Linked DNA regions of Mus musculus: region 2 is linked to region 1. The links are chromatin loops, found by intact Hi-C in ENCODE. Cell type or tissue: heart. All regions are shown on one strand. Links, peaks and the distances in the headings refer to the core of each region. The heading gives the core; the rest is flanking DNA.

Region 1 (11,697 bases), core at 1,746-9,745:
TATGCTCCACCTTTGGTAAAGGTGGCATCTCTCTTCCAGGTATTATGGATGGAGCTGTCAGTCAGTTCTAGAGAAGAGGTCTTCACTGTGCACTGTGAGATGGTAGCACCTCACCAAGTCAGGAGACCAAAAAAAGTCCCATGGAGAACAACTGGGTAAAGATGATATCACCTGAGTGAATTTTTCAGCTCAGCCTTAGAGAGGAATTGCCAGTGCTGAGGAGAGAAGCCAGACAGCCGAGGATGGGGGTGTCTATGCATACAGGGGCAGCAATGAACACTCAAAAATGCAGAGTTGTTTGGGGAATCTAAGAAGCGGGTGGGCCTGGGGCTGATGTAACCCAACACGTAATTGTAGCTAGTTTCACACTTGGATTGATGTCTTGAAGGTGATTAAAATCTTTAAAAGTTCAGAGTTTTACAAAAGTAGACCTTTGAAATTCTTCCAAATACAGAGAACAGGTGTCTGCAGAGAACTAATTATCACGGAGACATGTAAATACTTTCGAAGACATCTGAAGGTCCTAGAGGAGGGATTAGAACTGCAAACATGGAGGCGGAAGTTCCTTCTTTAGATTTTTGCCCGCGAAGTGGAAAGCTACCCATAGTGCCAGGAATATATTGCTAGATGGTACATTTCAAAACAGCAATGTTTTCACAATTCATCATAGAATCTCTTTCCACAGAGCTTTTTTTTCCCAGCATGGCTTCATTTGGGTAAAATCCCAGTCAGGACCATTCACAGCCTCTGGTTTTCCCCTAGGTGCTAGTGGAGAAGGTCGGCTTAGGCACTAAGCTGCAAGCCTTACAGGGAGAAACTGTTGCTTCCAAATACGTTGTCACTTTCTCACTTTGCTTATGACTCTGGAGGCAGGAACAGTGAAAAGACCCACTAGCTGTATAGCACCCCATCTGTGTGCATGAAGGGACAGCTTCAGCAGGCTCCTTGTCTCCCAGATTCATTTTGTAATGGTTCTGAGCAGCCCAGTGAGTCACTCAGAAATATATCCTTTAAAAAACAAAGAAAGGCAAAAGAACCCTACTTGACCTCCCTAAGTTGTTCAGATGTAAGCTGCTTCCTGGTTTTGCTTGTTTTCAAGTCTCCAAGCAGACAGGTACTGAGAGGAAACAGGAGGTGTCAGTCAAGGTCATTCTTTATGAAGGAATCCAGAGCTGAGAGCAGGACAGTGGGCTATCTCCCAAACCTGTCCAGTCCTCCTCCTCCTCCTCCTCCTCCTCCTCCTCCTTCTCTCTCTCTCTCTCTCTCTCTCTCTCTCTCTCTCTCTCTCTCTCTCCCTCCCTCCCTCCCTCCCTCCCTCCCTCCCTCCCTTCCTTCCTTCCTTCTTTTCTCTTGCCTGGCCTCCAGTACCAGAGGAACAAGAAGCACCAAGGCAGAAACAATGCTGATTCAGAAAGTCTGGGAGCCAGACACTGTTGGGAAGAGAAGGACAAAGGGGATTCTGACAGTTGGGCAGCTGGTAGGACAGGACTCTGGTCTTCTATCTTTTCTTGAGCAAGAAACAAATAATCAGAATCTTCCCAAGTTTTTTTTTTTTTTTAAAGTAAATAAAATCAGAGGAGGGGTTCTAGCAGCTTCTCAAAGAGTTCACTTTTGTGAGGTTTCCGTATGCTGTGTTAGTCTCCAATTTGAAATGCCACAAGGGAAAGGATTCTTGAAGTATTTCTCCTTCCCTCTATTGAGACAAAACCATTCTGATGCATGGAGTCTATGAAGTTATTGGTCGATATTAAGGATCTTGATGCATGGATTCTTCGAAGTTATTGATCAGTACTAAGGATGCTTTTACTTTTCTTTTGAAAGGGTTGGCTTAAAAAAAATAAGCAAGTGAAGCGCTTTCACTAAGGCCTATACCTGACTCGTGCCAAGCCCTATTCTTAGACTGATATATAAAGAATTCACTTGCCACTCCCTTCAGGATTAAGGAGCACTGACCTTTGGAACATGGTCTTTATATGCATGTCAGAGTATTTTTAAGAATGGGAAAATCCAGGATACGAATAAACAACAACCAGTTCCAAATGGGAGTTATTTTTAGACCTGAGATTCCAAAGTATATAAAGCCACAGATATCAGAATGGTTCTCACCCTAGTAACATGCCTTCCTGTCCCCTCTAATATACTTTCCACCTTCTGTAGCATGTGCTCACACTCTTGGGGATGCACACACACACACACACACACACACACACACTCACTCACAATTTTTAGATTTTTTTTTGAGACAGTGTAACTATATAGCCCAGGATAGATGGCCTTAAACACTTTGGGGTACGTGTGTGTGTGTGTGTGTGTGTGTGTGTGTGTGGTGTGTGTGCACGCGTACACGTGTGTTTTGGGAATGAAAAGTAGAGATACACACAAATATGTTCTTATGGAGGCTTGTGATTTGTTTTAAATCTAGAGTTCACTAGCCAGAACGCAAACCAGGCTAGCAATACCCTATGGCCAAGATGGCTCCCGTCTTTTATCCCTGATTTAGGTGGCAACTGTGTCTCATTGCATTGGTAGGAGGTTGACTCCATAGTCTAATATAATTTGCTAACCAGAGGAAAGAGGTGTGTGTGTGTGTGTGTGTGTGTGTGTGTGTGTGTGTGTGAGAGAGAGAGAGAAAGAGAGAGAGAGAGAGAGAGAGAGAGAGAGAGAGAGAGAGAGAGAGAGAGAGTTTCCTTGCCTGGCTAGCAACCTTCTTGATAAACAACTACACAGAAAACCAGAAGTACTTCTCACATCATTGTGCCTGGAGCTGTGGGTGAATCCAGGTCCTCATGTTTGCATGGTCCACATCTTACCTACTAGTTACTTCTCTAACCCAGATCCTCTTGCCTCAGTCTCCTATGTTCTAGGATTACCAGCATGCACTAACACAGCTGGCTATTACCTAGTTATGGTAAAAACTCAACTCATAACAAAGACTAAAAGTATACACGTTTTCTTCCGATGAGAGCCCAGCATAGGTGAGGCTTTTCTACCAACCTTCTCCTAACTATGTGCAAGCTCCCCTATACGCATTCAAATGTGTCTACTTCTCCCAATAAGATTTGGGCTCTCAGGGCAGACATTCTCTTTCCTGATGCCATTATCAATGCCCAGTCTCTGAAAGTTTGTCCGGTGTCTGAAAAGAGTGACATCTCCTTGCATTATCGCATATGAAATCTATAACAGAAAAGAAAGTAATGCCTCTTGAAAGTGCCCCTTACTTGTGCTGACCCAGGCTTCTCAGCAGAGGAGTCCTTGTGTGTCCCATGCCCTGAGTCCATCTAAGAACTGTCTAAGACACTCAGACACAGGAGTACTGTCTCACAGGTCTCCCACATCGCACTACGATAGGAGGACATCTGCTACTCCTAAAGAGCTAATGGACTCTAAAGATAGCATGAGCTCTCAGCCCACTCTAGAAAGAACAGTGGGTGTATAGTTCTGAACCTTGGAAGAAACCAGTTTCTCTTGCTCCTTTTATCCAAATCATCTGGGCGTGATTATATTCCAGAAACTGCACCCTAGCCAGTAAAAAAAAAAAAAAAAAAGACTTGTCAATTAATGACAAAATCTGGTATTACGTTCAAAATAATCCAGTGGGGGGAAAAAATCAGAATGTAAGTAGAGATATAGGCCAGCCATAGTTGGGAGTAGCAGGGAGAGGCACTGTACTGTTCTTATTACTTTGGTTTCTGTTTGAAATTATCCATAATGATAATACATTTCAAAACTCTTTATGGAATTACTAACTTATTTGGAGTACTAAGTCTTCAAGTGTTCTCTTTCAAAGAGGAGCACTATCTTTTTAAGATACTGCACTTCTGTGTATTATTTTATGCTGGCAGACAAAGAAATGGAGTTCATTATGACATTTTTATGTAGAAATGTGTAAATGTCGTGATTCTTGTCCTAATCCTGCTTCCCTCCAGCTCCCCAGTGAGCTTTCTGCTTTCATGCCCCATGTAGTCCAGGAGTCTCTTTTAAAAATATGTTTTCTAAGCTGGGTATGTTGGTGTACACCTGTAATTCTGCAGTCTAGGCACTGAGGCGTGGATGCAGGATTTGAAGTTTAAACTAGTCAGCACTACACTGAGAGACCTGATTATAACAGCAGCAACAGCAACAACAACAACAACAAACACACATCTTCCTAGTTTAATTCACACTGGGAAAACATTCTTGTCACAGTCACAAGGAAGTCGGGAGACACTGAAGGAGATCGTAAACAATAAGACCTCCAGAGATGCAAATGTTAGCTTCACCAATTACAATCAGAGAGATTGTAGAGAACATTACTTAATGTCTCTGGAGTCGGCCATCTCATCTGTAACCACTGTAGGTAATGACCACTGTATTGCTCAGCTCTGGGAGGTTACGAAGCTAAGATGGAGAAAATGGATCTGATACAGTAGGCACTGAGCAGCAAACCTGATGCTTATTTTTCACAAGACCACCCATTTGTGTGAGTTGAATGGTGATGGATGCAATACTAATATGTAGCCATTGCTATAAAATCCCATAGCATAGTGGTAGACAGATATATACATTTATGTGTCCCCCGGGGAAGAGCTAAAATAAGAATATGTATGCAGAAGTCCTGGTGTTCTGGGAGGACACTGAGCTCTGGTGGGCAGGGGCCAGTGAGTGGTTAATCAAGAACTCAATTAGCCCATCCTACCAACAAGGAAGCCCTCCTTCATAGCCTTCCAGGACTCTCAAGCAGACCCCTGCCTCCTTTGGTCATATCCTAGGTAACAAATGGAAAGCCACCAAAACATATCATTCATAGTGGAAGAACACCAGAACAAACAGCCACTGGCTTGCCCACTTATTTCCAGACAGTGCATCTGAACTGCTAATAAACAGAGAGAAAAGCTTCATCGAGATGCAGAGCAGACTGGAGAGTCCAGCTCGGGGGTTGGTGGGATAGCGGCAAGGGTAGAGCCCTGCCACGCCCCCCCCCCCCCCCCCCCCCCCCCGGACATCAGGAGACTGTTTGTTGCAGTGTCTGCCTCCGGTCAGGGAACAAAGAAGGTTTGGAAACTGACAGAGAGATCTAGCTGGCAGGAAAGCAAGGGTGCGGAGAGGCTCCAAGTCCCTGGCTCCACCTCTTTTCTATTGGCACTATAAATACCGTTCTGAAATGTTACGGTAACTTAAGGAGTCTCTTTTAGGAAGCATTTGGTAGTGAGTCATCGGACAGCTATGTGTGCACCCTGCTGTGACTAGGCAGAGATCTGCCCCTGGCTCTCAGGATGGCTGTGTTAGAATCCCCCTCCTGTGACAAAGAAGAACATTTACCTTTTGCACACCGGTCGCCTCTACTGCCCTGGCATCACAAGCTGCTCTTCTGCCTTGTTCTGTAGCCTTCTAGGAGAGGAAGAGAAGACTCATAAGCCTGAATGGCATGAATGCATCCACTTTAGAAAGACAAAGCTGAAGCTAAAAGCAGGGTCTGAACTGTTTCTAGAGCCAGACCTCTTTTCCACCGTGAGGAAACTCAGTACAAGGAACTGAATTTTATCCCAAATATGCTAGGCGCATACTCGTAGACTAGTAACTAGTATACTGGTTACATATATCTATTGCACGGGCATCTGCAGGAACAGTATTAAAGAAATATGGCTGATACTTTTCACAGACGTGGAGGTGTGGCCTGCTATGTTTCATCTAGTACCATTCCTATACCTATGGCTAAGCTGCCATGCTGGACACCTGCCTAAGTAAGTGCCACACGCTTTGTTCCTGGGGGTCCTCTTTTAAGAAAGTCTTCCAGCCAGTAGTTACCACCATCCAGGTTCTAAACTGCAGACACATGCTAGCACTCTAATGACCTGACAGAGAAAGGGCCTTTGGTTTATATTTAACCCCGCCAAGCTCTGCACATTGCTTATTGGTCTTAGATTGTTTATCCTTTGAATAAAATGAGCTATTGTATACTAGTAACACATGTCTATTGCATGGGCACATGAAGAAACAGTACTACAGAAGTATGGTTGATACTTTTCGACAGACATGGACATGTGGCCTGCCATGTTTCATATGTCTTTGTGCTGGCTTGCATAGTACATGAAGACACAGACTCAAGGACCATTGTCGGCTTCGTGGTGTGTTCTTAGCTTCTCCTAAGACCCGTGTGACGTAAGCCAATTGACTCATGAATTTGGTTTGGTTTGGTTTAAGACAGAACATCTATATAGACACAACTGTCCTGGAACTCACCGTAACTCAGACCGACCTTGACTTTACAGGACTCTCCCCAGTGTCTTAGTGTGCTTCTCTGTTGTTGTGATAAATGCCATGACCCAAAACAGCTTGGAGAGGAATGAGGGACGGTTTAGTTCATCTTTCACGTGTGGACCACAGATCATCCCTGAGAAGTCAGGCCAGGGAGGTCAAGGCAGGAACCAAAGAGGCAGGAACTGAAGCAGAAGCCATTGAGAAACACTGCTCATTGGCTTGCTCCCCATAACTTGTACAACCTGCTTTCTTATTCAGCCAGGACCACCTGCCCAGGGGTGGCACTGCCCATGGTGGGTTGGCCTGCTCACATCAATCATTAATAAAGAAAATGCTCCACAGACTTGTCTGATGGAAGCAATTATGGTTCCCTCTACCCAGATGGTTCTTGTTTGTATCAGCTTGTCAAAAGCTATAGCAAACACAGTCAGCTCAGAAATTTTATATTCTTCACTAATATGTCTATGTAACTGTTTCACTTTTTCAGTAGCAGCAATGGAGTGCTAGCTGATCCATTAGCCACCACCAACATGTGGTGGCAGGGCACAAGTGCTGTAGCCACTCGGGTTGCAATATTACACCTATAGCGTACACAGCAAATCTTAAAGACAGGACTCTTAAACGAGTTTAAGATTTCTCAGTAATCAAGCTCTCTCTCTCTCTCTTTCTTTCTCTCTCTCTTTCTCTCTCCATATATATATATATACACATATATATGTATGCATATATGTGTGTGTGTGTGTGTGTGTGTGTGTGATTTTAAAGTGATAATTATTTTGATATACCATATCTAAAATTCATTTTATTCAATTCATTGTACTTTTTAAAATACAGATACTGGAATGTTTGAGACAGACATGTAACAAGCATCTTATAGAATTTGAGAGCTGAATCTGTGGAGCTCACGTAACTGTTTAAGCATCTCAGCCAAAGCCAGAATATGGTAACATCCTCTGGGGTTGAGGCCAGAATCTTTCCGGCTACATCCTTTGGGAAAAGGAACCAAGGTCACAGTGTGTCATTCCATGTAGGCCATTGTTTATTGATGCTTTTTCCTCGTGGCATGACAGGAATTGTGATAGCTCTTTTGTAGGCGTCTGTACATAGTCCAAGATATGGCTTTTTTTTCCTTGTTTTATAGCTGTATAAATCAAACTCAGTATTGCCCTTCTATATACAGAGGTTACCATATGTCTCACAGCAAAGAATTGCTAACTTTTTATGGGTGTCTGTGTGTGTAGCCATGAATGAGTGTGCAAGTGTACATCCATGTATGTGTACATATATGTGGAGGCCAGACATCAATGTTGGTTGTCTTTCTCAATAACTATCTACATTATATTATCAATATTATTATTTATATTTTCATTCTATTGTTATATAATTGGGATTTGTGACACTTTTTCTTCATTTTTGTTTTTGAGACCAGTTCTCTCACTGAGCCTGGAGGGTGTTAGGTAGATCTGAGAGACGGCAAGCTTCTAGAGAGCTTCCTGTCTAGAATAACAGAACCTGATGCTTCACTTAGATTTGGGGGTGTTGTTGTTGTTGTTGTTGTTGTTTGTTTTTTACATGGGTGTTGGGGAATCTGAACTCAGGTCCATACACAGCACAGTGAGCACTGAATGAAACCCAGAATTGTTCATTTTCATAATTGCATTATTCCCTAAGAGACAAACCTGGGAAAGAAGAAGGGAGATGAATAGGTATAATCAAATTGTGAGGGGAGTATAGGAAGGAAGTATTGTGGAGATATAAAAGGAATTATGAATAAAGAACAGTGAAGCCAGACTCTTTAATTAAGAATCATCTAATTTGAAACCTTGACAATAGTACTGATTTTCCTTTTTTTTTTTTTTTCTGTCTGTGCCTTGCCTACACTGCAAACGACAGATTTTTTTAGTGAAAGAGTAACAGAACAGAGCCTCAGTAACAGCAGAGGAGGAAGGAGAAGAAAATTCTACTTGCTCATGAAGACTCAAGATCTGCTCAGGGCAACTAGAAAATTTAGCCCTGGTGAAGCCAAGATAATCTATGGGCCACATTCCCCTAATCTTGTTATTGAAATCCTTCTATTGCATCAGAAAAAAAGTTATTTATCAGTTGACTGTAAGAGGAATTATTGCATAGTCTTTTGTATATGAGACCAGAGAGAACGTGCAGAGATTGTATTTTACATTGTATCTGAAACACAGATGCTCTGCTCATAAACATTCCTCATGCCTTCTTCAAGCTGTCCAAGCAAAATATGATTTGCTTTTAAATTTGAATATCTTTAAAAATTAACAAATTTAAGACTGTCCTATCTCAATCTCCCACATACTAGGATGGTGGATGTGTGCCACCTTTTCCGGCCATGACGTAACATGTTTAACTGATTCCTTCTTCTTCAGCATCTCCATGCTCTGCAGGTGCAGCTTCGATGGACCATGGCCATATTGCCCCACTACTATCAATCACACTGAGATGTAGTCCACAGCATTCAACAAGCCACCACTCATGGGATAGAGGATAGGCAAAAGGAACAACTAAGACAGTAGAGGAGCCCAGCACTCCGAACCCCTAATCATGCCTTCGGTGGATTCCTTTGGTAAAGTTTTCCTTTGTGGGTTTCTTTCAGCACTTGACCCATAGCCCATGGAATGTGTCAGCTCTAATTGCCTGTGTGGATTGGCACAAGTCGTGCCTCAAAATTGGAATGTTGTCACATATAACATAGCCTTTCAGAGGGATAAATGTGGAAAATGTTTTACCCATGAATTCCTTAGAAGCAATTGTGCTCTATCACGTGAAAGGCTGAAGACCTGGACAGAACCTAATGACTATATCCCCAAGATCCCCAAGGTTCAGTGGCTTTCAGGATGTTGCTCTCCCTGACTCCATGGACATCACAGAATGACAGTTGTCCACTGGAGTATTCTTCACCCAGGCAGCTTTCTAAAAAAAGGAAATTTGAGAGTTGCAAGGACAGATGAAGGGGCTGAGGGCCTGGGATCCCTTTATGTGAGACTCATTATTGAAGAACAACTTATACAATTATTATCTGAGGACCAGGTGACAGCTGTCAAGAAGGCCTCCTTGTAAGAGGGTGCAGAATATATGAAATTTGTCTTTAGGTGATGATCTACTACTAAGAGTGATGCTATGAGGTTGGCATCTAAGGAAAAGAAAAGAGGCTGGCATATGGTGAGCACCTAGTCTGTGCCATGAATTGTGAACTTAACCTTGAATTCTCGTATGTTCATCTAAGGTCTGTTTTCTTTAAGGAGAGATTGTGACCCTCTTGGTCTGGTATGCAAGCTGTGATGAATACAGAGCTCTTCAGATGGATCAACCCTTTCCTTACTCACTCTACAGCTATCCTCACCAGACAGACACACAGACAGATAGATAGACAGACAGACACAGGTAGAAGGACATGCATTTGGACCAAACACTACAGCAAAATAGCTCAAAGATCATTTCATACATCATAAATTCAGATAACTTTCTTCTTTTTCCATAAATAGTTCTAATTTAAAATACACAGTCAAACACCAACATGTTGTTACCAAAAACAAAACAAAGCAAAGCAAAACAAAACAAACACTATAATATTATTTGGGGACCCTAAGCTTGTCAATGAATCTGTTTAATTTTGGAGGTAAAATTAGCCAGGTTTTGAGATTGAGCTGACTATCACAAAACCAGAACTTTCCATCAGCTGGAGAGGGGCAGTTAATAACTGCCTCCGGGGGGGGGGGGGGGGCGTGGAGAGAAGGAAGGTCTCTCTTCGCAAGACGTTAGTATGAGAATTCCCATGCCAAACGAAGGCCCACAGGAAATGCCTAGTTGTGGTGATGACTCCCAGACAGCCCCGCTCGTCAGACCTCCATTCCAATCTCTTTCTGGCGCCATCATGTGAAGAAATTGTTTTTGTCCTAGGCTACATCTTTTTGGGAAAATAGCAGACTGTGAGCTTCTAAACATCTCATGATTGATAGTTGACATTTTTCCCAAGAGATTGGGCCAGGCTCCCATCAGGGAATGGGTTGGAGGCTAAAGAGAATCCTTTAGAGACCTGCAACCTTGCATTTGGAGAGCTAGGCAGGGACACAAGCATCTCCTACTTTACAAATAAAGCCAAGGTGACTGGGATTCTTGAACAAATGAGCATGGGACTCCTAGTATGAGGAATTATTGAGTATCCATCTTCTGCTTGAGAGTCTTTCAGATACTTGTAGTCACAGGAAATCTTCTCTCACTAAAATGGTCTTTATGTTTGTGGCACTGGGCTACATATGATTTTCTTGGAATGTATATGCGTATGCATATATATATATATATATATATATATATATATATATATATATATTGTAAGCGCTCCTTCCCATTTTTCCAAATTATCTCATAAGGACCATGATAGACTGAGAAGCTGTCAATTTAAAGCCCAAAGCCATCCTGAAGACTACCAACTACTGTGAACCCTGGCCTGAGATCAGTGACCATGGGAAGGAACATAAACCTGAGACAGGTAGTAAGGATTGTGCCATTTCCATAGCTGTAGATATTTTCAGGAAATTGGGTAACAATGCAGTATAATTAGCCCTGATATTTACTCATTGCCAGCAGAACTATCTAGTCATTAGGAGGTTGGTAAAGCCGTCTTTTTTCTTTTTTCTTTTCTGAATGCAGAAATACTATTCCGTGAGCCCCTTTGGAAATAACTACTCATGCTCCTCAACAGCTCTGAGTTCCATTGACAGGGGTGAATTGTAAGCCCCGTTGTTCTAAGGCATGGAGCTACAGAAGACTGACTTGTTTGGAAATAGACTCATTGCTTGTAGGGCTAAGGGATGGCTCACCAGGTAAAGATGCTTGCCACCAAACCTGACAACCTGTGTTCAACCCCAAGGACCCACCTGCCACAAGTTGTCCTTTACCTACACACACAGAAAAAAAAAATCACAAAAACAGAACAAAACCATCTTCAACAATAGTTGTCTTTTGTCATTATTGCTTTTTGTAGTTTTTGGTATTGACTAGGCTTTGGCCGGTGGTTTCTGTCAGAAGCCCTTTGAGTAGTTTAAGGAAGTCAGTGGGCCTGATGGAAGCATGTGCAGCCCTCTTCATTTACTGATTCAGGGCTGATGTGACCGTCAGCTTGGACCTTAGCTGTGCATGCTGGCTTGAGTCATAAAAACATGGTTTCTTCAGATAGCTTGAGCTTCCTAAAGCGCAATGGCCAGTTTTCTTGCAGGAGCGTCTCAAGAGAAGCAGGTGAAAATTATATGATTATCTTTCATGACCTAATCCTAGTACTGAGGAGTGCAGCTTCTATTGTTGCCTCAGGCCAGTTCCATCTGTACTAAGAGGAGTCTCAACCTTATATAAGGTGAGGACTCAGGGAGAGCCTGACACAGCAGCCAACGTTAGAAATCCAGGGGCTTTCCTGAAGCTATAATAATCCCTCCTTTTGAC
Region 2 (11,697 bases), core at 2,361-10,360, 60 kb before region 1:
TCTGTCCTTCCCTCCAGAGTTAATCTTCCAGAGCAGACTGAAGAACTGTGGAAGCCCAAGAACTTGATGCTCACCTGCATTTCTCACAGAGACCTTCTCCCCTGTGCCTTCTGTGACTAGCCAAAGCACGTACCTTCCAAAGACAGTCCTTGTGTCCATGAGTGGACCTGTGTATGCCACTGAAGCATGAGAACTGCTTCTTTCCCTCTCATCTTCACGCTGGTAGAAGCAAAACCTTTCTCTCTTCCTCACTGTCCTACTGTTCCCTTGGAAAAATCACAACCATTCTGTTATCTTTGTTGAATGTTTTACAGGCATACTTGAACTTCCTTCAGTGTATATCCTGACATCTCTCCTAAAACCTTCTGATGATGGTTTGCTCAGTTTGCAGCTAGAGCCAACAGTCCAAGGTCAACAAGTTCTCAAAGATGGCAGAGTGCTCAAATATATCATCAGATTGGCAACATAGCCACTCCGTGGGAGATATGTACTGATTGTTTCCCTGGTCTCTCTCCACATCATTCCCATAGTAGGATAAATATCTGTTAAATTAGTGAATGCGCTGGTGAATGTACAGAGTGTTATTTAAAAATGTATACAGGGTGAAGAGATGGCTCAGCACTTAAGAGTAAGTTCTGTTCTTTGAGAAGACATGTTCCTAGCACCCACATCAGATGGCTCACCACCTCCTGTTCACGCCAGCTCCAGATCTCACTATGCAGATCTGGACTGTGTACGTAATACAAATCACACATTTATGCAGTCATACACATTCATATACACATACTTTTAAAGGATTTTTAAAAATAAAATGTATCCAAAGTTATGAAATGATGCCTTGTTCCTGCATGTTAATGGTGCAAGAGAAATGTCACTCTTCCAAGATGATGTCACTGGGTCCCATTCCCATCTCTATTCTCCCACTTCCTGAGCTCGCTGATGCTTTACCTGATGGACCCTTCCTATGTATTTCACCTTCAATTCTTCATCGGTCTGTCTTTTTAATTTTTATTTATTTGTATGTATATGAGTGTTTGGTCTGGATGTACATCCATTCCAGTGTGTGCATGGAGCACACAAAAAGTCAGAAGAGAATATTGGGTCCCCTGGAACTGGAGTTACAGATGCTTGTGAGCTGCCATGTGGGTGCTGGGAACTGAACCTGGGTCCTCTGCAGGAGCAACAAGTGCTCTTACCCTCTGAACGTCTCTCCAGCCCCAGACTCCTATCACTGTTTACATCTCTGCTTATGCCTTCCAGTTCTAGTTCATCTCCCCATTGACTGTTACTCTTGCATTATCTGAGCAAACTGCACATCAGGCATGCATGCGTGAGTGCATGCGTACGTGTGTGTGTGTGTGTGTGTGTGTGTGTGTGTGTGTGTGTGTGTGTAATGGGCTGTAAACCCAATCCTAACCCTTACTGTTGGGAATGCTACAATTATCCCGGTAAGAATAATCTTCATAGATAAAGGAAATTAAGCCTGGTAATACCCTACTCAAGCAACCAGGAATGTGTTTCTTCATCTATTCAGAAAACTAAGTTATGAAATCCAATCTAGGGAGCTGAAAGGAGAAAAAAGAAGAGATGAAGAAAAGTGGAATTAATATATTTCCGCAGAGTGCATGCCTTGGGCAGTTACCTGCTGAATTCTCCTTTACCATGCACATACTTAAACTAAGTTGTATTATTATTATTACCTATTAAAGGAAAACACAGATTTCCCTGGTTCACTTCTTCAGGTTGACCCCAAATGTGCTCCACCCCCAGGGCTGCTGCCCTCACTCTGATTCTCCTCAAAACGTTGGGATCCTAATTCACCCAGATTATTAGCAATTTTCTTTTCTTATTGCATGATTTCTGTCTGCCCCTGGGTGGTTTTGTTTTAATTAGAAGAAAAATAGAATGGAAAAGTTTCAATTGTAAACACACACGGAGGTTCTGTTGGCAACCGTGAGCTTGGCAGACAGAAAGCCGTGGTCAGCTTAGCTACACTTTATTGGCTCACAAACAAGAACAATTTTGAAGGAAATTAGAAGACATTTTTTAAAGTGACAATTTTCTCCATCAGGTAGATTACACTATTTCCTGTTATTTTATGATACTGATATTTCACTTATACATTTTTCTCCAGCTCCCATAAAATTTTCCATCTGGAGTGAACGTTTCTAATCTTTTTGTAAGCCGCTGGATTCAATATCTCCTTTCTGCTTGCTTGCTTGCTTGCTTTCTTTCTTTCTTTCTTTCTTTCTTTCTTTCTTTCTTTCTTTCTTTCTTTCTTTCTTCCCCTCCATCCCTCCCTCCCTTCCTTCCTTCCTTCCTTTCTCGTTCTTTCTTTTCTTCTTCCTCTATTTTTTAAGTGTCAGTTTCCAGGAACTTCTATCAGATACCCGCGAGCATAAACTTACAATAGCTAAAGAGCTTCCGCATTTAGAATGCCAGCCCTGCAGGACAGAGGTGGGGGTTAGAAACCAGACTCAAATACTGAAGTTGCCTTTGCCGGAAACCTTAGCTCAGGCCTCCAACAGCTTACAACGAAAATCCTTCAAAATTAAGAGTTGTAGGGTTTCCAGCTGATAGACATTTTCCACACAGAGGATGAAAGAGCAGGTACAGCCAGTCTTTCTTTCAAAGGGGAGGAACAGGAACGGCAGTTGGCTGTGGTTGTGGGCAAGGGGAGAGGGATAAATGCTCTCGAAAAGCTTAAATTGTACCAAGCAGATCTTTTCCTGACCCCCCCCCCCCACTCCCAATGGAACTGTAAAGTCTTCCCAGGCAACGCGAAAGAAAGAGAACAAAGGCCGTGGTATCGCATGGATGAAGTTACAGGCTGATTACAAGTCACGTGGTGAGATTTTATTACTGCGGGAACAAGATGGAAAACCTTTCTCTGCGGACATTATTATTTCCTGCCTCTAGATTACAGTGGAGCGTTTCTTTTGTTTAGACGATGTAGCCTGTCAGTAGACTCCCCTCTGCTCACCTTTGTTAACCGGCCATTCGGTGGTGTAACTTCGCCCCGCTGTTTCCACGCCTGCCCTCTGCCCTGTTCTTGTTCCAAGTGTTTTGTTGTCATTTGAAGAATTTGGATAGCATTCCATGAGAGTTTGTATAAAGAGAATATGGGGAGGGTAATAAATATTGTTTAGTAGAATTGTTAATTAGGAAAGCGAGAGATAAAGCGTCCCAAATGGTGGAGCACTTCCTGTGTCCAGGCAGGTGCCAGCTTGTGGTCACACGAGGGAAGGCTTGCGTGGGTCTTGATGGGCCCTAACTGTGAATATGCAAGGACACAGAAACCTGAAAACAAGCCGTAAGACCTTTGGCGGGGAGCGAGGTCTGGCACTTAAGGACTAATGGCCTAGCTGTTCTCCAGCATGGGCGTGGGGATTGTCGTCCAGTGTTCGTAGTCCAAACTAAGGTGCTGTGAACACTTAGATAATTCTCTAGATTGTTCAAACCAAAGAAAGACTACCGGGGAAATCGAGTCTTCATGATGGTTTCTTTACGGGTGCATCTGATCACTCATTTACTGAGATCAAATCAAGAATGCCACGGGGCAGAGTAATTATGTGGTTTGTATTTCCCTAGTGAATGAATGGGATTATGGAAATAGTAGGATTCTATTTTATTATGCAATCGGCTTGAGTCCTTAGACCCTCAGTACTTAAAATGAGAGGTATTATATTGAACATTTTTCTCCAAAATATTTTACACAAAACGTCAAAAGTTCCCAGCTCTTTGAAGACTCCTGCTTGCTTTCCCTCCAGTAAAGTTTTGCAAAAGCAGATCCACTTCCTGGCAAGATTGCATAGCCGAGAAATCATCCACTCTTGGTTATAAAATCTGAGGGTTGTTTTGTTTTGTTTTGTTTTGTTTTATCCCCGTGTGAATTAAAATGATTCTAAGAGAAACAAACACATCAAATGATACTTAGCTGGAGAATAGTTGACCAAAAGAGAGGTATTGACATTGTGTTAAAGAGGATGTTTAAGGAAGTTGCATACTAGTCTATAGAATTATAATAAATTATCTGTTGACTTTTAGATATCTTACTATTGCTTTGAGCAGTGGTTGTGTGAACTAGCTTGCAGTTACTGTAACAAATACCTGAGATGACCTAGTAAAGGGGAAGATGTCTTTCTGGCGTAGGTTTTAGAGTTTCCCTTTCAGCCTGTGCTTAGGGAACGTCTTCTGATGTTGGAGTTAGGAACACCATCTGATGGAGTGGCCAGTGGAGGAAGCCACTTACCTCAGTGCCTTGACAGAAGAGGAGAGAAAGCTACCCCTCTGAGGGCTCTCTTAACCTCAGACCCCCTTTGGGGTCTCCCTCTCACGCTCCTTGCCACTTCCCAATCACACCATTCTGAGGAAGAGGCTTTGGATGTTCAGGCATTTGGTAGCCGCGCCAGATCGAACCTACAGCAGGGGAGAGCTAACTGTGGCCATCTGGGTTTTCTACACTTTTCATTCCCTCCATTTAGAAGCTAAGTGTCTCGGTTGGGGCTTTGCATTTCTGGGATAATGGATATAACTAAAACCAGGGGAAATGCACGGCTCAGAGACTGGGTACGTTTTGTATAGCTCTTTATAAGATTATCTTAAAATGTTTGTTCTCCTCACTGATGTCAACTATTCTTATCCCCCTAACTCCCGCATTAGTCTAATTTTCCAAAATTATGTATAAACAAAGGACAAACTCCCTCCTGTTTTTATCCAAATTATGGAAGCAATGTGTTTGCAGTCAGCTGAAGCTGAGACATGTTAAATCCAACCACAAAGGCCAGAACCAGGTGAAAGTCCATGGTGAGAGAACATGAAGCTCCCTGGCAGGACTGTCTAATGGGCGTGGGGGGCGGGGGGAACTTGCCTGTCTAATGGGAGTGAGCGGAGGGACTTGCCTGGCCAATCAGTCTTAAGCAGATAAACACTGCTTGCATAGAGTTAGAGAAAAATCAAGAAGGTAGACTTTCTTTTGTTCAAGCTAGCAAAACGTAACATCTGAACCAACGGTAAGCACGTTTAAGCACACCATAACACAGTGCTAAAGTTTCCACATTGCTTAGCCACAGAACTCTAGGACGTTTTTTCTCATCCCTGCACAATGATCTTTACCTGAACCCCATACCGACGGCAGTCTCGATTCTCCTCTCTTCATTGGCGAGTTCACAGAAGGTTCGGTTCCTCATATAAGCAGACTCACACAGTATTTGCCTTTTGGGGACTCAGTGTATATAGTTTCGAGAGTCTGTGCATTGTGGCATGTGTCGTAATCCCTTCCTATTCAAGGCTGAGTAACATCCAGTCACATGTCCATCCATACTACAGTCTGTCAAGCACCACTGATGAACATTTGAGTTCAGACTGATCTGTCAATGTGCGAACAGCCGTGTTGGTTCCTGTTTGGCTATCGTGAATCCTCCTGCTGTAAACATGAGAACCAAAGCGTGTGTTCCAGTCCTGGCTTTCCATTCCTCTGGCTATCTACCCAGAAGTGGCCTGTTGTTATATGGAGGGTTTACATTTAATTTCTGAGAAATCATCAAACCATTTTTCCCCCAGAATTGACAATATTTTATGTGATTGCTGTGAAAAACAAATAGTGCTCTTACAGTTTAGGTCAGGAAGAGCAAGTTGGGAATATGTATCCATACTGAATTTTCCAAGAAATGACATAGTATGTTCCAAATAATATGGGTAAATACTTTGATTTTTTTTTCCAAAATCCAGACATCTGCATCATTAAATTCTATCATCTATTGTATGCAAATGAAAGGTGTGAAACCCTGCTTATTCACCAAATTCATGGTCCACACATATGGAAATCCGGGTTATAATACTAGAGAGCTAGTATTTATGGCCATAAATGGAACATACCTTTTATATGTATTAACCCTGCCCTGGTCCACCTCTGCTTTGCCTGGTGTTCCCTTCCGAAGAACCTAAGAAACTGAACAAGATCTATATTCTCCTTGCATAGTCTGTTATCGCAGTTACACGGTAAGTATGATGGGGGGCCAGGATATGGCAAGGTATTAATATGGACTCAGGACGTACAAAGTTGCCAGCACTACACATGACACATAGTTAAACTGAATTTTAGATCACAACAACAAAAAAAAGTGTTAGGTTAAATATGCTTTGCTCAACAATGAAGACATATTTATGCTAAAATAAAAAATACTGATCTAAAACTCAAATTCAATTGTATATTTTGTTCCCTTTTTGTTCACTAAATTGAGGACACCTAGATAGTTCATAGTCATGTACAGGCAGGAGAGGCAATCAAACAAAACTGTGGTGTCACTAGGGGGCGCTCTACAAAATGAGAGTGTGGCCATTCTGGAAATGAAGAGACCATCTCCCAACATGCTACAGAGCAGTGAGGACCACCATGCTCATTGTGCAGCAATCATCATAGTGGTTCGATATGGTCATCATAGCGACCCCCTCCCCACCCCCAGAAGTGGTGAGGACCAGCTAAGCAGCCAGGTTCCTGGCAGGCAGTCGGGCTCAGATTCAACAGTCCAATCCTCCAAAGCAGAAGCTAGAGCTGGCTGGTTGGACACTGGCCACAGCAACCACAAAGAGAGAGTGTGACCAGCTTCCAAGGACATCTGAGATTTCCAGGTACTCTGCCAAAGAAAGACCGGTAGATATTGGAAAGCAAAGGGTCTAACAGCTCAGGCCAGAGCCTTGTTTAATCGCATTGTTACGGCTCATTGGTTGCCCCCTACCACCATGCATACATACACAAACACATACACAGACTCCCAGGGAACAAGGGAACATTCCTGGTTAACTAGACTTCTCTGGAACAGGAAAAAAAAAAGTTGCTCGTGTGCTCTCTGCAACTTTCCAAAGTAGCTGGCTGCATGTTCTTTCTATGTGGTCCTTCACAGTTTGCTTTCCAACCTAGACATCAGAAACTTGGGCACCTCACTCAGACCCCCCAGTTTTCCAGGTATCAAAGGAAATACTTCAAAGTTAAAGACATCAGTGATTCTAAAAACAATAAAGGCAGTCAGTGCCAAAAACTACAGTACAGATAAGTCTTAATGAACACCAACTATCTGTCCTGAACATAATGTAGTTTGAGGAATTTCCCCTTCTGTATTTTAAAGAGAAATATAAGACTTGAAATGCTAACGATCATTTCACATCATGCCTCTGGCTCCAAACTTCATCCACACTCCCCCAGAAGCTCCAGAGCTTGGAAAAGGAGTAGAGAAAGTCTGAGACCCTATCTACCCACTCTACCTACCTTTCCTTAGAAGACACAAAACCCATTGGAAGTCAGAGCAACATGACTAAGCGGGCCAAGCACTTAGTGCACTGGGGTCTCTCATTAGAGGAAGAAAACATAAAAATACAAAAACCATAGGCTTATGGAGTGATCTGAGCCACATGCTGGGCACAGAATCCCAGGCTTTGGGTTTATCCAGCAGAGGACAAATACTGGCCAGCTAGTGTGAAGATGGCAAGCAGTGCTTTGCTAAAATTTATTATTCTTGGGAACAAAACCAGAAAGTACACAAAGTGGGCTTAAAAAAAAATTTAAGCCTGATTCAACTCTCCTTCTAATGGGCTAAAAATTTATGGTAATGGAGCAGAAAACAACTGCTCAGAGGGGTTATAATCCTGTCCATGTGCATCGAATGCCTAGATGATGGGATTTGAGGGTTCTGGACAAGAGCTTCCACCAGTAGACCATGTGTGCCACATGTTGAATTAACAAAGGCATAGATGAAAATTTATGAGAAAGAGAATGCACACACGGACACACATGAACACACACACACACTTTAATATGCTGTTTCGTTGACGTTTGTTTCTTCGTTCAGAAGCCTTGCTTTTCTGTAATGTTAGTCAATAAGATAACTGGAGGATAGTTCTGCTCAAAAGCGTTTTTTGCTATTGGAAAATTAGATGCAATTCTGTAGCCAAGCCACTAGCAATGTTGGTTAGCCTTTTTGTAGTAATTTGTCATTAGAAGCTGATTCGTAAGCCAGGCTTGGTCCTGGAAGCCTGACCACATTGACATGGGAATGAAGAAAAGGAAAGACCTCTGTACAGAGGATCTGGGGTCAGGTGGGGCACGCTCATACTGATGGAGCAGCACCGACTATCAACAACCCAACCCTGAGTCCCAGCATGTTTGTTCAGCTCAGGGTAAGGATTAGCTAGGAGGGGTTATCTCGGGCTCCCTAGAGGGTCTCTGTAGGTGATCAGTCCTAGGCTGCAAACATCCAGGAGGAGGAGAGTTACAGTTACTAGTTTTGCACACACAGATCAAACACTTTCCCAGCCTTGGCCATTCCTGACTGCCCTGAGGGAGGCTTTGCCAGTTCCCATGGGTCCGAGGCACTGTCCTGGTCAGTGATACACTCCCCGGAGTCTCATCCAATCTTTACACTTCCTGCAGGGCTTCCTGAGCCTGCCACACTTCATCTTTGACTATCAAGATATGCATGTTGAGACAGACATTAGTTTTGCTATTTCGTTTGAAGAAACAAAACAACTATTTTCCCAGACTCATTCCACCACATTCCTCCTATCTCTGCTTCCCCGTTTCTCCACCCAACACATGTCTTTACACCACTCTGACCAAGTTACCTTTTAGTGAAGGCCTGGTTCCCGTGGATACTTTGAACCTGTTACGTCTTGGTTAAAAGCATGAGGAAACTCTATCCGACCTTTCCAAACACATGTATCTTCTTTTCTACACCACCACATGCTCCTTCCTGTGTGTCCCCTAAAATAGCATTATTGCACTTGGCGGTAATAACTTCCTTTGTGGTCTGTCTTCCCCACTAGGTTTTGGATCCCAAAAAGGAAGAAATCATGCCCTGTGCTGAAAAGATGTAGGTGCTTAAGAAAATATCTGTGAAGCGGATGAACAGGGCAACTGCCCTAGGCTCACAGCGTGCAACTGTTACTCAAGGAACTCAAGTCCTTGTCTCTATAAAGGGTCATTTGATGGTAAGGCTGATTGATGTGTATCCTTATTTAAAAGAAGAAGAAGAAGAAGAAGGAGAAGAAGAAGAAGAAGAAGAAGAAGAAGAAGAAGAAGAAGAAGAAGAAGAAGAAGAAGAGTGACAGCGACATTGATGACCTTGAAGAATCTTCAATAAAGTCAATAATCATTGAAAGCCTAACCTCATCAGTCACATAACATTGGGATGTCCCACCAAGCTGTTCACAACATAGTAAGCCCCACTCTTGACCTCATCCCTGTAAGCGTATCTCCAACATGGAAGACACACCATGCAGTCCAGACTTTAGCTGCCACTTACCTTAAAAGGAACCAAACTCAACTTTGAGTTCAGTCTCTTCTCTCAATTAAATATCGTAAGAACAACACAGCTGGCTCACGTACCAAATTCTGTGGAGTCTGAACACGTGGGCTCATCCCTCAGTATGATGACAGGTGTTCTGATGTGGTCTCCCTGTGCCAGGCCCAACCAAATTAGTCAACAGTTTCTACTAATATCAAAGGCATCTTTAGCGCGAGTATTTATCTGTAACTGTGATATCATCTCTTTTGATTTATGTCTGTCGTCCTCTGTGATGTGCCATGTTCACCTAAATTAACATCTACCCTTCAACCAAGTGCTCTGACCGAGTCTTCCTTATTCTCCCTAATGAAACGGAAACACAGGATTTTTTTTTAAACTTCTCATTAGTTTTCAGTCCAGTTAGAAAACTGTTTTCACGCTCATCCTCGTTTCCTCCCTGTGGTTGTGATAAAACACCCTGACAAAAAGCAGCTTTGAGAAGAAAGGGGTATATTTTAGCTCACCATCCCAGGTTTCAAACCACTGTTACAGGGAAGTCGGGGTATCAGGAACTTGCAACAGCTGGTCATTTCACAGACAAGTCAAGAGCAGAGAAAAATGAACAAATGCATGTGTGCTCGCTCCCCTGCTTCTGCTAAGCTCTATTCTCCACTATGGTACAGGTCAGGACTCCCTGCCTAGGAGATGGTATTACCCATGGGGCTGCATCATCTCAAGCTGGTTAGCTTAAGACTATCTCCCACAGACCTGCCCACAGGCCAGTCCAATGTAGACAGTTCTTCATTGAGATGCTCCTCCTTGTTGACTCTAGGTAGTGTCACGTAGACAATTGAAAGTAACCAATATTTCACTTCCTCATGGAGCCCAGTTGTCTAGCTATGAATAGATGTGTTCACATCAACTCTGCTTTCACACGTGACAGACTTGGATCTGACCACAGGGTCTACCACCTGAAACGGGGTCGCTAATGGGGAATGATCTTGAATCTTCCCTTCAAAGCTGAACTAGAAAGGTCTGAGAACGCAGTTACTTTCTCTCACGCGAAACAAATGGCAGATCTCCCTGTTTCCTTGAAAGGGAGAAGCGTTCCATCCTACTCCTAGGAAAGAAAAAACCGGGAGAAAAGTGGCGTGACCTTTCTGTCCTTCATTCATTTCCTGAGCATAAGAGTGATGTCCAAGATTGGAAAGGATGGAGGAGGGCCCTGAACAGGATGTCTGTGCCCCTCCATGCAGACTCTAGGTGCTTCTGTGACTACTCAGCTAGCCAGTCGCAGGGCTGCCTGCCGCTGGGGGAGGAAATTGGCTCCACCTACAGGGAAGCCCCTTGAAAGCCCCTGTCCTCTCCACCATGTTTTCCAACCTTCTGTTTCAGGTGGGGGAGGGGCTGACTGCTCATTTATCTTATCCCACTGTCCATCTGGCTTAAAATTCAAAAGGAGACAGGGGATGATTAATTACCAAATGTCAACGAATGTCTCGTTTTCTGCTTCTCCTCAGGGCTTTTTGGCTGGTGGCACAGCCTACCTCTTAATAACCCCATTAAAATGTAATAAAAATTAGAAGGCAGGCATCGGTAACATCGCACGACAGTCTTAATTCTGGTGTTTCCAGGACTGATCTTGGGCTAAACAAATTAATTACTTTTGTGTCGGCTCTCTCATTTCAAACCAGAACCAAATAGCTACTTCATTCTACCCTGCCAAGAACACATGATTTCATTACAAGCTCCTAACATGAGGTCTGATGTAGACAGATGGGTCTCTGTTGAAGTATTATTTTTGTCACAAAAAAAACTTGAAGATGCCCTCTCCAAGTGCCCATAAACGTAAAGCCAATGATCGAACCAAGTGTGTTACTGCGTAAGTATGTAACTTTTCCCAGTAGAGAAATATTACTGTCTAATGTAAACACCTTAGGTGGTTCATATCCCTAAACATGGTTCAGCCACTTCTGTCTTTTTTCTTGAGACCTGCTTCCATGACAATACCAAGAAAACTGCTAAACCCCTCTTTGATTGTAAGGAAGAATAAGTAACATAGCTGTCACCTGCCCCAGAAGTACATGTACCAGTGGTGTGTGATCATGCCCCTAATCTAAAAGTGAGTCCCTTGAAAACCACCATGACGACAGTGATTTCCAGCTGGCACTAACAAATCCAACAGCTCTTGGTAGTCTAGATAAAGAACAAACACTGGCCAAGTGGGGCCCCTTGTGTTTGAACAACCACCATTGAAAGGTAGAGGTGTCCCTTGCATGGTTTCTCTGCCTGGAAGCTGAACTGAGTGGTGCTTCGGATTCCTTTATTCTGCCTGTCGGGCCAGCTCCTCTTCCCTGGCAGCTTCAGTTCTCTGTGCCTGTCATCACTGCCTAGTCTACAGACCGGGGCATAAGCTCTC

What was found. Hi-C counts contacts between places; a loop is a spot of excess contacts. Peaks named below come from ENCODE experiments on the same cell type or tissue, not always from the same donor. Only the 100,000 strongest peaks of a DNase experiment are listed, where the experiment ranks them.
Region 2: it touches region 1 in a loop (1.9-fold over the local background); 3 of 42 quality-filtered maps call a loop at or near these places.

What each region holds. Positions count from the first base shown.
Region 1 is chr1:186,604,943-186,616,639 of GRCm38, forward strand. Gm35546 (predicted gene, 35546) reads left to right here. Exons shown (of 4, transcript NR_168305.1): 4 at 8,631-9,567. Among named protein-coding and RNA genes, the nearest start is that of Gm35546, 23 kb to the left of the region's middle. In heart, for the core only: no CTCF peak of the experiment used is centred there; a DNase peak (open chromatin) is centred at 5,139; H3K4me3 peaks cover 807 bases; H3K27ac peaks cover 1,988 bases.
Region 2 is chr1:186,544,142-186,555,838 of GRCm38, forward strand. The region is part of intron 1 of A730004F24Rik (RIKEN cDNA A730004F24 gene); the gene reads right to left. Among named protein-coding and RNA genes, the nearest start is that of A730004F24Rik, 8.7 kb to the right of the region's middle. In heart, for the core only: a CTCF peak has its summit at 6,306 (motif pointing right); no DNase peak of the experiment used is centred there; H3K27ac peaks cover 842 bases; H3K27me3 peaks cover 1,247 bases.